Linked DNA regions of Homo sapiens: region 2 is linked to region 1. A link is a loop called in an ENCODE intact Hi-C map of the cell type or tissue named here. Cell type or tissue: endothelial cell of umbilical vein. All regions are shown on one strand. Links, peaks and the distances in the headings refer to the core of each region. The heading gives the core; the rest is flanking DNA.

Region 1 (7,892 bases), core at 1-5,000:
CCAGGCTGGTCTTGAACTCCTGACCTCAGGTGATCTACCCACCTCAGCCTCCCAAAGTGCTGGGATTATAGGTGTGAGCCACCGTGCCCGGCCTATACTTCGCCATTTGTCTCTTAACACGGGTGCCCAAGAAGCTGCTGCTTGGGGGGCTGTATTCAATTAACACTTTTAATGTTAACAGGTGTGGACCATCAAGAGATTGTCTCTCCCTGGCTGCCGAATTCTCATTCTTAGAGAGGCAATTTGTTAATTGCTGAACCATCACCTGACATTTCTAGTGGGTCGGGAGAGAGCCCTCTGCTGCCCTGTTGATGCCTAACTACCTGTAACAATCTGATTATTGTAAGTTTTCCTGTATCCAGTATCACCTCCAATATTTATCAAGGAGTTGTGTGAAATACCACCTCACAACCAGATGAAGAATTTTATCACCACCTCCTCCAATTCCTCATGAGGGAGAAGTAGGAATTGCTCTGAGCCTAAGGTAGAAACCGTTCCTGAAATGTTGAAAACCGTCATTGTGAGTAGGTGAGTGGAGTGGTGGAGTAGTGAATCACCTGTACAATGGCACTGTCAAAAGACAAAATTACAACACATTTAGTTTAAAAATCTTAATTGGCTTATTTGGTATTCTAGAATTGAGCAACACTTCATCCCATGAAACAGAATAAGTGGCCCGGCGTGGTGGCTCACGCCTGTAATCCCAGCACTCTGAGAGGCCGAGGCGGGCAGATCACCTGAGGTCAGAAGTTCAAGACCAGCCTGGCCATGGTGAAACCCTGTCTGTACTAAAAATACAAAAAATTAGGTGGGTGTGGCAATGCGAACCTGTAATTCCAGCTACTCGGGAGGCTGAGGCGGGAGAATCGCTTGAACCCGGGAGGCGGAGGTTGCAGTGAGCCGAGATCGTGCCATTGCACTCCAGCCTGGGCAACGAGCGAAACTCGGTCTCAAAAACAAAAACAGAAAAACAGAATAAGTGTTTGGATGAGCCAGCCAAGGCGGGTTTTTTTTTTTTTTTTTAAGAAGGAGTCTCCCTCTGTCGCCCAGGCTGGAGAGCAGTGGCGCTATCTTGGCTCACTGCAACCTCCACCTCCTGGGTTCAAGCAATTCTGCCTCAGCCTCCCAAGTAGCTGGGATTACAGGTATGCGCCACCATGCCTGGCTAATTTTTTGTATTTTTAGTAGAGACGGGGGTTTCACCAGGATGGCCAGGCTGGTCTCGAACTCCTGATCTCGTGATCTGCCCACCTTGGCCTCCCAAAGTGCTGGGATTATAGGTGTGAGCCACTGCACCCGGCCCGCGGTTGGTTTTATGGACAGAAAAAGCTTGGGAAAAGCAGAAACAGAAAACTAAAAGTGGGTTGGTTGTTTCAAAGTTACTTTTTTCTTCTAAAGGTTAAAGCAGAGGGGGTGTCTTCTGGCCGGGCACGGTGGCTCACACTTGTAATCCCAGCACTTTGGGAGGCCGAGGCAGGTGGATTACCTGAGGTCAGGAGTTCAAGACCAGCCTGGCCAACATGGTGAAACCCCCGTCTCTACTAAAAATACAAGAATTAGCCGGGCGTGGTGACACACCCCTGTAATCCCAGTTACTTGGGAGGCTGAGGCAGGAGAAGTGCTTGAGCCCGGGAAGCAGAGGTTGCAGTGAGCCAAGATTGTGCCACTTCACTCCAGCCTGGCCGACAGAGTGAGACTCTGTCTCAAAAAAAAAAAAAAAAAAAAAAAGCAGAGGGGTCTTCCTTATGCTGGCCTGTTTGGTGATGTGGCACTTTTGCATGAGTAACTCCATCTTGGTGTGGTCTCTTGGAGCCTAGTGCTGGAGCTGAGTCCGAACCAATGGACTCCTATTATTTTATTTAATAACAGTTTCTTTTTTCTTTTTTTTTTTTTTTGAGACGGAATCTTGCTCTGTTGCTCAGGCTGGAGTGCAGTGGTGCGATCTCGGCTCACTGCAATCTTCACCTCCTGGGTTCAAGTGATTCTCCCGCCTCAGCCACCCGAGTAGCTGGGACTACAGGCGCGTGCCACCACGCCCGGCTAATTTTTGTATTTTTAGTAGAGACGGGGTTTCACCATGTTGGCCAGGCTGGTCTCAAACTCCTGACCTCAGGTGATCCGCCCGCCTCAGCCTCCTAAAGTGCTGGGATTATAGGCATGAGCCACCGCGCCCGGCCGATAACACAGTTTCATTGTGAAGACAGGCGGCTTGTAGTAGCAAAAATTGAAACCGAAAATGGCGACGTTACACATTCTCCAAATCCCTACTAATTTACATACCTATCAATTTCAGAGGCAATCTCGTGTAACCCTAAAGGAGGTTATCTCTGGAGAGCTTGGAGCAGCTCCAATTCAAGTTCAGAGATCCAGGGAGCCCAGAATGCACAGCGCCGCGGGGGTGCCTCCCGCCAGAAGGCGGCGCTGTGGGATCCCAGCCCGAGCCGTGTCCAGGCACAGGAAAGGCAGAGCGTTCTCAGCATGCCCTGCCTGTGCCCTGGGCAACGGCCGCCGCCGAGCGAGATCCCGGGGTCGCGCAGGGTGGGGCTGGGGCTGAAGGGCGCAGGCCCCGCGTACGGGGGCCGCCCCTGCTTTTCCTCCGCGAGACCAGAGCTTAGACTACGGCAGGACTAGTCCCTGGGGTTCCCCTTCGGGTGTCAGACCCTCTCTGGGCGGTCGCGGGAGGGCTCGGGCTCGCAGGATCTGCAGGTGTTGGGGCTGGGGCAGTGGGGAGTGGTCCGTGGGCCCAAGAGGACGAAGCGGAGTCGGGCGGTTCCGGCTGGGAGGAGGCGCCTCCCCGGGGCTGCCCTGACCTAGTAAAATCTGTGGGGAAGCCCTGGCCGGGGAGCCTTCCCCCAGCTCGCTCCCTGGGGCCTGGACAAAAGGCCGGGAAGGAAACGCAGCCCTGGGCTCTGCGGTCTTTGGAACAGAGACTGCGACTTTTCATCTTCGTTTCCCACCTAGTGTGGGGCCCCCGTGGGTGCTGTACAAATGCTGTGGAATCAAAGAATCAGTGGAGGAGTCCCGCACGCACCCATTGATTTTACTCAGTCCAGAGTTTCCGGAGAGTGCCTGCTTCCCTAAGCGCAGCTTGTGGGCGGAGACTCTGCTGGATGAGGTGCAGATTGGGAGAAAGAACAGGAAATTACGGGTGAGAAAAGAAAAGGATTCCCATAAAGGGCACATGTGAAAGTACAATGCTGAATTGCAATATTAGGCACTTCCATTTTCTTTTTATTTATTTATTTAAGACGGAGTCTCGCTCTGTCACCCAGGCTGGAGTGCAGTGGTGCCATGTCAGCCGACTGCAACCTCCGCCTCCCGGGTTCAAGCGATTCTCGTGCCTCAGCTTCCCAAGCAGCTGGGATTACAGGCGTGCGCCACCACGCCCGGCTAGTGTGTGTGTGTGTGTGTGTGTGTGTGTGTGTGTAGCTGGGATTACAGGCGTGCGCCACCCCCCCCCCCCCCCGGCGAGTGTGTGTGTGTGTGAGTGAGACGGAGTATCACTCAGTTGCCCAGGCTGGAGTGCAGTGGCGCGATCTCGGCTCACTGCAACCTCCGCCTCTCAGGTTCAAGTGATTCTCCTGCCTCAGCCTCCTGAGTTGCTGGGACTACAGGCACGCACCACCATGTCCGGCTAAGCTTTGTATTTTTAGTAGAGACTGAGTTTCACCATATTGGCCAGGCTGGTCTCGAACTCCTGACCACGTGCCCGCCTGCCTTGGCCTCCCAAAGTGCTGGGATTACAGGCGTGGTATTATTAATGTTAATGGTGTTGCGTCTCTGGGGTAGTGACTGCCTAGTCAAGCTTCTATTCTGTTTTCTAATTACTAGGAAACTAAAGGGCATTTTCCTTATTTGCTTTGTCACCTTCTAGGGAAAGTGATGTTTTGCTTTTCTGGTGCAAAATGTTTTGAAGAAGATAATTTCTCATAGCTGTATTGGAGCAAACTGTCACTTTAAATTTTATTTTGGTGAAATGGTACCAATTATGGCCGGGCGCGGTGGCTCACGCCTGTAATCCCAGCACTTTGGGAGGCCGAGGCAGGAGGATCACGAGGTCAGGAGATCGAGACCATCCTGGCTAACACGGTGAAACTCCGTCTCCACTAAAAAATACAAAAAAAAAAAAATTAGCCGGGCGTGGTGGTGGGCGCCTGTAGTCCCAGCTACTCGGGAGGCTGAGGCAAGAGAATGGCGTGAACCTGGGGGGCGGAGCTTGCAGTGAGCCGAGATAGCGCCACTGCACTCCAGCCTTGGGGGCAGAGGCAGACTCCGTCTCAAAAAAAAGAAAAACAAACAAACAAAAAAAAGAAATGGTACCAATTATGGAAGTCTGCAGATGTAACTATTTTTTGCTTATAAACACAGGTGTTTTTGGTGTTTTTAACATCTCAAAATGTTGAAGACAGTTCAATGTGTACTTTATCACGCAGTACTATAACATTATATGACTGTATAGTAGGCTAGGTGCTTACAGAACTATGTCCTATGGTAATTGCTCAAATGTTCATTTAATTGAATCAAATTATTTCAGATTGTGTTTCTCCAGTTACAAATAAGTGTCTGCAGAAGTTCCAATGATTGACTTCTCTATGAGTCTCCCCAAACTATTCCTGTAAAACAAGGGCCTATGTATTCAATATTCCACCTCTGTCAGGGTATAAATCTGCTTTGTTTGCAGCACTGGTTAACTTTTGAAAAGAGGAACAGCAAAATCATCACAAGTCTATTCCTGGAATTATGTCACTAAAGCCTAAGTCAATTCACATGATGAATATTCTGCCTTCTCAAGATTTGTGTCCTAACTCCTTCCCCAATATAACAAAGGTAGAAGGGCTTTTAAACATTACTGATGAGGACAGGTGTGAAGCCACCCTGAGACAAAAGGAAATGTGTTTGGGGTTCCAAGTGGCAATGACCTTTGACGACATGGCCATCTGTTTTTCAATACAGGAGTAGGAGAATCTGGATGGATATCAGAAGGAACTTTACAAGCAGGGGATGAGGAGTATCTGTGAAGCTCTGATCTCTCTAGGCAAGATGGGTTTTTGTTGAAAATTTGAGAGTAATTCATGAAATCAGAGACTAAGCAAGTCTCTGCAGGTTACCTGTTCTTTCTGTTGGCTGCTTGGTTGGCCTCTGGAGACAGCAACCTACTTATCAGTAGGATATCCTGAGAAAAATTATTTCCTTGATAATTATGCCTAGTTCATGTCTTCCAAGTATCCTATTTGCCTTATAATACCTTAATCAAATGCTTTATTGCCACCAATTTCTTAGGGTCTCTGCATTTTGGCTTTATTGTCTTAGAACGCAACCCACAAAACAGCCAGAAGTGTATGTGCCAGTTAAATCAATGCTCATCTTTCCAGAATTTTCATTCCTTTATTTAATTCAGGAGAAATCAATAAACACTTATTGCATACTTCCCATGTATCAGATTCTGGGGTAAGTAGAAAGATAAATAAAATATAGTCCCTACCTTCATGGGGCAAATAGCCCACTGAGAGAGACATATGGGCCGGGTGCAGTGGCTCACACTTGTGATCCCAGGACTTTGGGAGGCCAAGGCGGGCAGATCTCCTGAGGTCAGGAGTTTGAGACCAGCCTGGCCAACATAGTGAAACCCGGTCTCTACTAAAAATACAAAAATTAGCCACGCATGGTTGTGGGCGCCTGTAATCCCAGCTACTGGGGAGGCTAAGGCAGGAGAATTAATTGCTTGAATCCGGGAGGTGGAGGTTGCAGGGAGCTGAGATCATGCCCCTGCACTGCAGCCTGGGTGACAGAGTGAGACTCCATCTCAAAAAAAAAAAAAAAAAAAAAAGGCATATGTATTGCGTGAGGGCACTTTTGCTTGCAGATGACAGAAACTCAGCTCAAAGTACCTAAAGGAAAAATAAAAAGTAGCTTATAGGTTCATGTAATAGGAAGCCCAGTGGTCGGATTGTCTTCACAGCTGGCTGGGTGCAGGGGCTCACGCCGTGGTTCAGGGCACTTTTGTGCTCTTTCTTCTTAGTTTTGCTTCCCTCTGTGTTGACCTTATTTTCTCCAACTGCATAGGTTTCTTTCATATGCTGAGAATGATAGTTGCCAATGGCCCCAATTTCACTTCATGTTCCCAAAGGTGTTCTCCAGATAAGGCAGATTTACAATTGCCCTCAGCATTTTTTCTTTTTTCTTTTTTTTTGAGACAGAGTTTCACTCTTGTTGCCCAGGCTGGAGTGCAATGGCACAATCTCGGCTCACTGAAACTTCCGCCTCCTGGGTTCAAGCGATTCTCCTGCCTCAGCCTCTCGAGTAGCTGGGATTACAGGCGCGCGCACAAGGCCCAGCTAATTTTGTATTTTTAGTAGAGATGGGATTTCACCATATTGGCCAAGATGGTCTCGAACTCCTGACCTCCGATAATCATCCCACCTCGGCCTCCCGAAGTGCTGGGATTATAGGCCTGAGCCACCGTGCCTGGCCACGCTGTCAGCATTTTTAAAGGCTCAGAGAGGCCCTGCAACAAATAAACCTGTTAAACTTTGTTTAATCTGTCATTTCCCAAGTTTATTTCATCTGAGAACCGCCCCCCCCCCAACTTTTTTTGTTTTTTTTTTAACAGAGTTTCGCTCTTGTTGCCCAGGCTGGAGTACAATGGGGCGGTCTTGGCTCACTGCAGCTCTGGCCTCCCAGATTCAAGTGATTCTTGTGCCTCAGCCTCCGGAGTAGCTGGGATTACAGGCGCCTGCTACCATGCCCGGCTAATTTTTTTTTTTTTGGAGACGGAATTTCGCTCTTGTTGCCCAGGCTGGAGTGCAATGGCGCAAGGGGGCTTGGCTCACCGCAACCTCTGTCTCCCGGGTTCAAGCGATTCTCCTGCCTCAGCCTCCCAAGTAGCTGGGATTACAGGCATGTGCCACCACACCCCGCTAATTTTGTATTTTTTTAGTAGAGACGGGGTTTCTCCATGTTGGTCAGGCTGTTTTCGAACCCCTGACCTCAGGTGATCTGCCCGGCTCAGCCTCCCAATTCTGGAAAGATGAGCATTGATTACAGGCGTGAGCTATTGCGCCTGGCCTGTATTTTTTATTTTTTTTTAGTTTTTTAAGATGGAGTCTTGCTCTGTTGCCCAGGCCGGAGTGCAGTGGCGTGATCTAGGCTCACTGCAACCTCCGCCTCCCAGGTTCAAGCAATTCTCCTGCTTCAGCCTCCCAAGTAGCTGGGAAAATTAGCACACCGCCACGCCTGGCTAAGTTTTTGTATTTTTACTAGAGATGGGGTTTCACCAGATGCCCAGGCTGGTCGCGAACTCCTGAGCTCAGACAATGTGCCCCGCTTGGCCTCCAAAGTACTGGGATTACAGGCGTGAGCCACCGCTCCCGGCCTAATTTTTGTATTTTTAGTAGAGATGGGGTTTCACCATGTTGGTCAGGCTGTTCTCGAACTCCTGACCTCAGGTGATCTGCCTACCTCGGCTTCCCAAAGTGCTGGGATCACAGGCATGAGCCACCGCACCTGGCTGAGAACACTTTTTACAAATATTTGGTAGCCACACCCTTTAGGACTGGAATTCTGTGGAATTCACTTTGGGAAGTATTGTGAATTTCTTATACAAAGGACGGAGCAATTAATTCTTCCTGTGTAGGTTTCACTAAGGAAAAGTCGGTTGCTCTAGGCCTTAAATGATTTAAAAAGAGAAAGAAAAAAATATTTTCCTGGGTTAAGGAGATGGGAGAGGGCATTTCAAGAGGGTTTGAGAAAAGACAAAGGGTGGTGAAAATGGAGTGCGTTCAAGACTGCCCTGTCATCTTTTGTGGCTAGATCATAGGATTCTTTGGGGGAAAATGGCAGGAAATAACCTGTGTGAGGCCAGCTCATGGACGGCCTTGAATGCTGCATTGGAT
Region 2 (8,001 bases), core at 2,032-7,031, 560 kb after region 1:
CTAAACATGTGCTCACCATATAGCCACGGACAACTGCACTCTTGGGCTTTTTTTTTTTCCCAGAAAAATGAAAACTCACGTTCACACAAAAACTTTACATGGGTGTTCAAAGCAGGCTTTAATCATAACAGTCCCAAACTGGAAACAACACAAATGCCTCTTAATGCATGTATGGTAAACACACTATGGGATTAATACATCCATAGCATGGAATACTACTCAGCAATAAAAAGAAACAAACTATTGACACATGCAGCAACCAGGATAGATCACAAGGGAATTATTCTGAATGAAAAAATAAAAAGCCATCCCCAAAGGTACATACTCTATGATTCCATTTAGATAACATTCTTGAAATGAAAACGTTATAGAGATTCAGAAGAAATTAATGATTACCAGAGGTTGGGGCGGGGGCGGAGGGAGGTGGCTATGGCTACAAAAGCACCTGGGATCCTCCCGACTGAAATATGTCTTGACTGTGGTAGTGGTTACATGAATCTACGCAGGTGATAAAATCGCAGAGAATTAAATATACACACAGAGAAGAGTGTTAGTAAAACTGGTGAAATCTGAATAAGATCCATGGGTTGTATTCATATCAGTTTCCTGGTTGTGCTTTTGTACTATAGTGATGCAGATGATACCATTGAGGGAAACCCAGTGAAGGCTATATGGAATCGGAGCCTATAGTTATTTCAAAAGTTAAAAAAGTTCAATATCTACTCATGATTAAAAAACAAAAACTAGAGTAAAACTCTTAGCCTTCCTGGATTTTAGGAGAAATTCTTTATTATGATGAAAGGCATTGACAAAAACAAACAAAAAGACAGCAAACTTCATAGTTACTGACGTAACGTTAAAAGTATCTCCTTTAAAATCAGGATCAAGATAGGGTATTCACGGCTGGGCATGGTGGCTCATGCCTGCAATCCCAGCACTTTGGGAGGCTGGGGTGGGCGGATCACTTGAGGTCAGGAGTTTGAGACCAGCCAACATGGTGAAACCCCGTCTCTACTAAAAATTCCAAATTAGCCGGGCATGGTGGCATGTGCCTGTAAGCCCAGTTACTTGGGAGGCTGAGGCAGGAGAATTGCTTGAACTCAGAAGGCAGAGGTTGCAGTGAGCTGAGATCGCACCACTGCATTCCAGCCTGGGCGACAGAGCGAAACTCAGTCTCAAAAAGAAAAAAAAGGGTATTTACATCATCACTGTACCGAGGGGCCTACCAAGCCCAGTAAAACAGAAAGATGAAATGAAACATGTAAGAGTCAAAAAGGAAGTAACAGAACTGTCATTATGAGCAATTGATATCATTGTCTAGGCAGAAAATTTAAGAATCTTTATAGGCTAATGTTTTGCATAGGGGAATTTAATGGGTTGTTTCAGAAAAATCTCTCCTTGTTTCTTCCTTCTGCCAACTTGATTCATAACCAGCTTGCAGGTGTAAGAGTGCCACTAGTCATAAAGCCTCACTAAAAAAAAGAAACTCCTAAAATAGGAAATTAAATGAAACAAAGATCACGACCTCATCCTTTGAAGCCCCTTAGCATCTCCATCAAAAATTTCATCTGCCTCCTTATCTCCCTCTAAGTAAGTGTGGACTAGTATTTAAGACACAAAATGATCTATTTAACTTTATGATTTTTAATATTAATTATTAGATGTGATGATATTCACTGTGTTTTGTTTTTTTTTTTGAGATGGAGTTTCACTCTTGTTGCCAGGCTGGAGTGCAATGGCGTGATCTCGGCTCACCACAATCTCCGCCTCCCAGGTTCAAGCGATTCTCCTGCCTCAGCCTCCCAAGTAGCTGGGATTACAGGCGTGCGTCACCACATCCGGCTAATTTTTTGTATTTTTAGTAGAGATGGGGTTTCTCCATGTTGGTCAGGCTGGTCTCGAACTCCCGACCTCAGGTGATCCGCCTGCCTCGGCCTCCCAAAGTGCTGGGGTTACAGGCGTGAGCCACCGCGCCAGGCCGATATTCACTATGATTTAGAAATTCACTTGTATGCAATTTTATCTGTATGACGGTCATACAAACTATTGTAGATTGATGTGCCTGAGAACTTAGCCTCCATTTATGGCATTGTTTCTTTGGGAAAACACATTTTGAGTGACAAACAGTCCTTTGGAATGCAGCCTATTTGTAGGTCAGAGACCTTGGTGAAGGCAGAAGTTAGAGTCCCAGTCTGTGTCTCTGTCTCTGAGACAGAGAATGTGACCTTATTTGGATACAGTTTTTGCAAATGCAATTCAATTAAGGTTCTCGAGATGAGATCATCCTGGATTATAAGGGTGGGTCTTCAATCCAATGACAATTATCATAGGAGACACAACGAGAAGAGACACAGAAGGTCATGTGAAGATGGAGGCAGAGATTAGAGTGATGCTGCCCAGGTCCAGGAATGCCTGGAGCCACCAGAAGCCAGAAGAGGCAAGGAAGTGCAGCCTCCCCTAGTAGCTTTGAAGGGGCTGTGGCCCTGCCAACATCCTGATTGCAGACTTCTGATCTCCAGAATTGTGAGAGAATGAATTTCTGTGGATTCAAGTCAGCACATTTGTGGTAATTTGTTTCTGCAGACCTGGGAAACGAAGACAGTGTATTCTGTGAGCTCCTCACGTAGGAAAAGTGAGTGCTGCCAACTTCCACAGCCTTGATTCTGTTACCAGAGCCTTGATAGACGGACGTGTGCCAGGTATTGAGCTAAGAGTTGCACATGTCTTCTCAATTGATCTGGATAGCAAACCTGTGTTCCACTTGGAAATACAGTAACTGGGGTTTTGAGAGATTCTACACTTGCATGCACAAAGACATATAAGCAATCATAGCTGGGCACAGTGGCTCACGCCTGTAATCCCAGCACTTCGGGAGGCTGAGGTGAGTGGATCACCGGAGGTCAGGAGTTCAAGACCAGCCTGGCCAACATTCTAAAAATACAAAAAGTAGCCAGGTGTGGTGACGGGCACCTGTAATCCCAGCTATTCAGGAAGCTGAGGCAGGACAATCGCTTGAACCCAGGAGGCAGAGGTTGCAGTGAGCCGAGATTGTACCACTGCACTCCAGCCTGGGCAACAGAGCGAGACTCCGTCTCAAAAAAAAAAAAAAAAAAGACACACAGGTAATCATACTAACTACTACGGCTCACTGAATGTCTACTGTGGGCCAGATGTTGTGCTAAACTCTTTTAAAGTATGCTTATCTAAGTCTGCAGCAACTGTCTGAGGTAGTGCTATTCATTCATTCCTGGCACAGATATTTATACGTGCCTGCTGTATGCTGGCCCTGTCCTGGATGCTGGGCCACAGCAGTGAACCAGATGGAGGGTAAGCCCTCCCTCATGGCACTTGCATTTTTGTATGCTGAAATGTTCAATAAACAAACAAATGAATCAAAATTATGTCTGGTGGCATTAAGAGCTATTGAGAAAAACAAATCAGGGAAGGAAGAAAGATAAAATGTAGGAGTCATGGCTTGAAGACCGAGAGTGGTGAGAACTGTCTCTATTTCACAGACGAAGAGTCTGAGACTCTGAGAGGTGAAGTGACTTTCCCAAAGTGACACAGATGTAACAGCTATAAAGAATGATCTGACAACTGTTGAATGTGGGAGGTGCTTTAAAGTCATTATTCCCAACCATTACTGTAACTCTGCCAAGTGAATGATATATGCATATTATATATATTTTATACTTACATATATTTCAGCTTCACTGACGTATAATTGACGAATAACAATTTTATATATTCTAAAGTGTACAATGTGATGATTTGATAGATATTGTAAAATGATTACAATCAAATTAGCATATTTATCACCTCACGTAGTTACCATATATACATTTCATCAAATAGGTTATAAATATAGGCGAGGACCCTGCGGCTCAGAAAGGTGAAGTGACCTGGCCAAACCCAGGTGACTTGCCCAAACCCAGGTTTCCATGCACATGCCCCTTCTACCACCATAAACCAATGCCTGCCGGCTGCCGCCTCATGGCAAAAACCTGACCCGAGGATGAGCCGGGTGCTGTAGGTTCCCAGGTGGTCAATTTCTATGACAGAGCCTGTCAGTTGCAACTGTAGAAATATCAGAAGGCTCCCTCTCTCCTATCCAAAGAGATTGATAGTTAAGGCTCAGCTGGAAGCACAGAGATAACCTATTTCCTTTTCTCTATAAATCCTCCCAGTCTTACTAATTTTTATTGATTGTTAGGGTGTAAGGGTTGGGAGTAGATGGGGGTTATATTTTTATCCTTTTTATTCCCTAAGCAATCAGTTACTATCACAAACAATTTCTTGATTACATTTGATGCTAGTATTTGATTTTGAACCTATTTTTAAAAATGTTCTGTTGATGGTAATTTATTTGTTCAATATTTTGTCTGTGCCTCAAACTGTGAGAATGTGCCATCTAGTGGCTTAATGCTGACATTACTTTTTCCTTGTAATTCAATGTTTGGTAGCGGAATTTCAGAATGTTTCTCTTTATTTAGAAACAATATTGTCAATCGGAGTTGTACAAAGAAGTAAACCTTTGATATTAAAAAATACAGTTTTGAACAGGAATTCTACATGCACAGGAAACTAGGTTGTAGAATTAACAATTGAAGAATAAATTTCCAGGTGTTATTGAGCCTCTACTGATGAAATTGCCCATGCTTTTCTGAAAATATTTACATAATGTGTGAGATTAAATGGAACAGAGAGATTAAATGGAAGAGTGAGATTAAATGGAACAGAGAGGAAGGTTGTCTTCATGTGCTGGTGGTCACAGGTCTTCGTGTGATACAGTGGGTTCCAGAGCTAGACCACCTGGACTTGGCCTTGGGCAGGTTATTAAAATCTCCGTGCCTCAGTTTCCTCATTTGTCACGGAAGTCTTGTGAGGATAAAGTGAGACAACAGAAGCAAAGTGTTCATTTTAGCACAAAGCCTGACACACCTCAAATGCCAGTATAGGTTTCCTCTTAGGATTCTGTCCCCATATAGTGCCTACTGTTTTCTCTGTCTATTGTCTCTGATGCTAATTCTATGTTCTATAGTGACGTCAACTATGAGGCCTCGGCTCTTGAAGGGCCCCGTGGAGGTGCTGGGCCTGGGTGCTGTCCGCTGGCTCACGTAGGCAGGTCTATTGCTCCACTGAAGGTGCTCCTGGCATCTAGAATATTGGGAGTCAGAATACTGGGAGTACGTCGTAGCATCTGATATAGCCAGAGCCTGTGATGGGTTACAGCCTCCAAGGTAGATATGTTGAACTCTGACCAACATTTCTGTGTCACATTCTGTCATATTGGGCCTAAGTGGTGCTACTTTATGTTTCTACTGTCTTGCTAATGAGCTACCAGAACCTGGAAAAGGCAAGGAGGATCTTCCCCAAGAAGCTTTGAAAGGAGCATGGCTCTGCCAACACCTTGATTTCAGACCTCTGGCCTCCTGAACTCTGAGAGAACAAATTTCTGTTGTTTTAAGCCACCCAGTTTGTGCTAATTTGTTACGACAGTGCTAGGAAATTGATACAGGAGGTTACTAGGGTTAAACAAATTACTTTGTAGAGGGTCCTTAAAACTGTTCTTTGCACAAATTAGAAACAGGCATATGTCAGCTGTTACTTCTTTGGGGGCAATGTAGCATAGCGGGTAACTGCATGGGCAGTTGTCACTGACAGACCAGGCTCTGCTGGAGCCTGCGGAGACCTGGCTCTGTAACTTACCAGTTGTGTGACTTTGGGGGAAGTTCTGCAACTTCTGAAGGTCACGGTTTCCTTAAGAATAAAACAGGGTAATAATAGTTGCTGTCTCCTAGGTTAATTGTAAAGATAGAGATAAAAAATGCAAGCACTTCACACACACTTGGCATTAGAATGTGAGCCCCTGATGTGGTTGGGTCAAGCACGTGCAACTGGCCTGTCCCCTTTCAGGATGGCTCACTCCCTGAGGCCACCTGGGTTCCTTATGTAATAAGGCCCTCTAGCTCCCATCCTATGGGTCCTCAAAACAAGCATGAATCCTGGGTGAGCACAGTTCAGACCAAAACCAGGAACCTCATGGTATTGTTATAGGAGTTATTAAGAAATTATTTTAGGCGGTTAGAGAGGAAAAGGGGTCCTTGGAAAATTTCTGTCTTTTTTTTTTTTTTTTTTTTTTTTTGAGACGGAGTCTAGCACTGTCCCCTGGGCTAGAATGCAATCTCAGCTCACTGCAACCTCCTCCGCCTCCTGGGTTCAAGCGATTCTCCTGCCTCAGCCTCCCGAGTAGCTGGAATTACAGGCCCCTGCCAGTAAACATGGGGTTTCACTGTGTTAGCCAGGATGGTCTCGATCTCCTGATCTCATGATCCGCCTGCCTCGGCCTCCCAAAGTGCTGGAATTACAGGCATGAGCCACCGCGTCTGTCTCTTTTAAAGTAGCTCCAGAAAAGTTTCTTGTCTAGCAGGAAAGCCCCGGCTCTTAGAGCCTGGCTAGCAACCTTTGATATGCAAATGCAAGCCATTAGAAACTGGGTCCATCCTAACATGGGGATTCCCCCCTTGTCCTCTTTCCCTGCCCCTCCATATGTGTCTGGCAGCATGGCCGCCCCCACATATCCCCACGTGTGTAGAACATCATGGCACCCTGCATTTGCATATTAAAAGATTAGGGTGAGAAGGCCGGTTTTTTTGCGGCCACGTGAATGACATGCCTGGTCAAACCAATCCTCTGAGTCCTGTGCAAATCAGACACCGCCTCCAGCCTCCTCACAGAACTGGTTGGTATCCGCGGCACTCAAGATAGTGTTTCCTATCTTGGCTTTGGAGCCCCCTCCCTCTGTCTGTGTAGGGGGAGCTGCTTCTTTCTTCTCTCTTCTGTCTTGCCTGTTAAACTCTCCATTCCTTAAAACCACTCCACGTGTGTCTGTGTCGTTTTATCTAAACCGGTGCAAGGACCAAGAACCCTGGTGTTCCTCCACTTATCTGAGCCGTGTCAGTGTAAACAAAGTGCATTTGCGTTTAAGAATTATAGGTCATTAAAAAGTTTCAGGTGTTACCATCCACATTGCAGATTGCTCCGGGAAATGCTTTGCTGGGAGCCGGGCGGGGGAACTGAGTTGTAGCCCCAGCTCCGCAACTAACCTGCTGCCTGGCATCAGGGCTCACTCATGTCACCTGTGAAATGATGCCGTTGGACAAGATCCCCTCTGAGATCTCTTTACACTCGAATATCCCCAGCTCTAGGAGGACGCAAAGGTTCCAGCTTTCAAGCCAGGACTCTAAAGTTGGTGCTGAAGGCAATCTCGGCTGCCTTCAAATCTTTTCTGTGTCCAAACTCCAGGTAGCAGCTGGCAACAAACTTGCTAATTATCTACCTGTGTATTTAACGATGCTTGTTGAGTTGCAGCCTTGAGGTTGCTCCAAGTAGCAGACCAGGCAAGTCCACGAAGGAATGATTCTGTTGTGAACAAGAACAAGATCTCTTTGAATGTCGTCCCCAGTGGCTCGCCTGGAGGCAGGTGAGAACCAGGTGCCCTCTGGGTTTCAAGAAATAAAACGTGAGTTGAACACATGGAGGAGGCATTGTAGGGGGTGGCTCAAGCATCAGCCCCCATGCTCTGGGGTGTAGTAGAATGAGTTAAAATATTTGTCGGGGGCTTTTAGTGCTGGCTCTGCTCCTGTGCTAGTTTGGGAAGTAACTTATCTTTGAGCCTCAGCTCCTCATGTGTTTAATGGAACTCAAATGCCCTCCTATATTGGGTAGGATTATTTTGGCTTCATGAAACAGAAAAACTGACTCAAACTGGTTAACAAAGAAACGTAGTCTGTCCTGTAGGCGAGATTTCATATAGCAGTGACCTCACATCCAACCATGACAGTCTCCACAGTTGTCTTTCATTGCATCTTTCTTAGGATCCAGGTATCCTAAGAGGTACCCTAAGAGGTATCCGAGTGGTATAAGGAATCTTTTTCAGCAGAGTTTTCCTGGAGGAGAAGGGATTTGAGTAATCAGCATTCACTTCTGGGCAGGGAGTGG

What was found. Hi-C counts contacts between places; a loop is a spot of excess contacts. Peaks named below come from ENCODE experiments on the same cell type or tissue, not always from the same donor. Only the 100,000 strongest peaks of a DNase experiment are listed, where the experiment ranks them.
Region 2: it touches region 1 in a loop (27-fold over the local background); 9 of 110 quality-filtered maps call a loop at or near these places.

What each region holds. Positions count from the first base shown.
Region 1 is chr7:149,060,497-149,068,388 of GRCh38, reverse strand. No RefSeq gene overlaps it. Among named protein-coding and RNA genes, the nearest start is that of ZNF786, 26 kb to the left of the region's middle. RefSeq lists a silencer at 2,483-2,712 and an enhancer at 2,202-3,084. In endothelial cell of umbilical vein, for the core only: a CTCF peak has its summit at 2,398 (motif pointing right); DNase peaks (open chromatin) are centred at 2,428 and 3,108; H3K4me3 peaks cover 1,125 bases; H3K27ac peaks cover 975 bases.
Region 2 is chr7:148,500,500-148,508,500 of GRCh38, reverse strand. No RefSeq gene overlaps it. Among named protein-coding and RNA genes, the nearest start is that of C7orf33, 86 kb to the left of the region's middle. RefSeq lists a silencer at 6,155-6,204 and enhancers at 6,370-6,664, 6,084-6,786. In endothelial cell of umbilical vein, for the core only: a CTCF peak has its summit at 4,421 (motif pointing left); no DNase peak of the experiment used is centred there.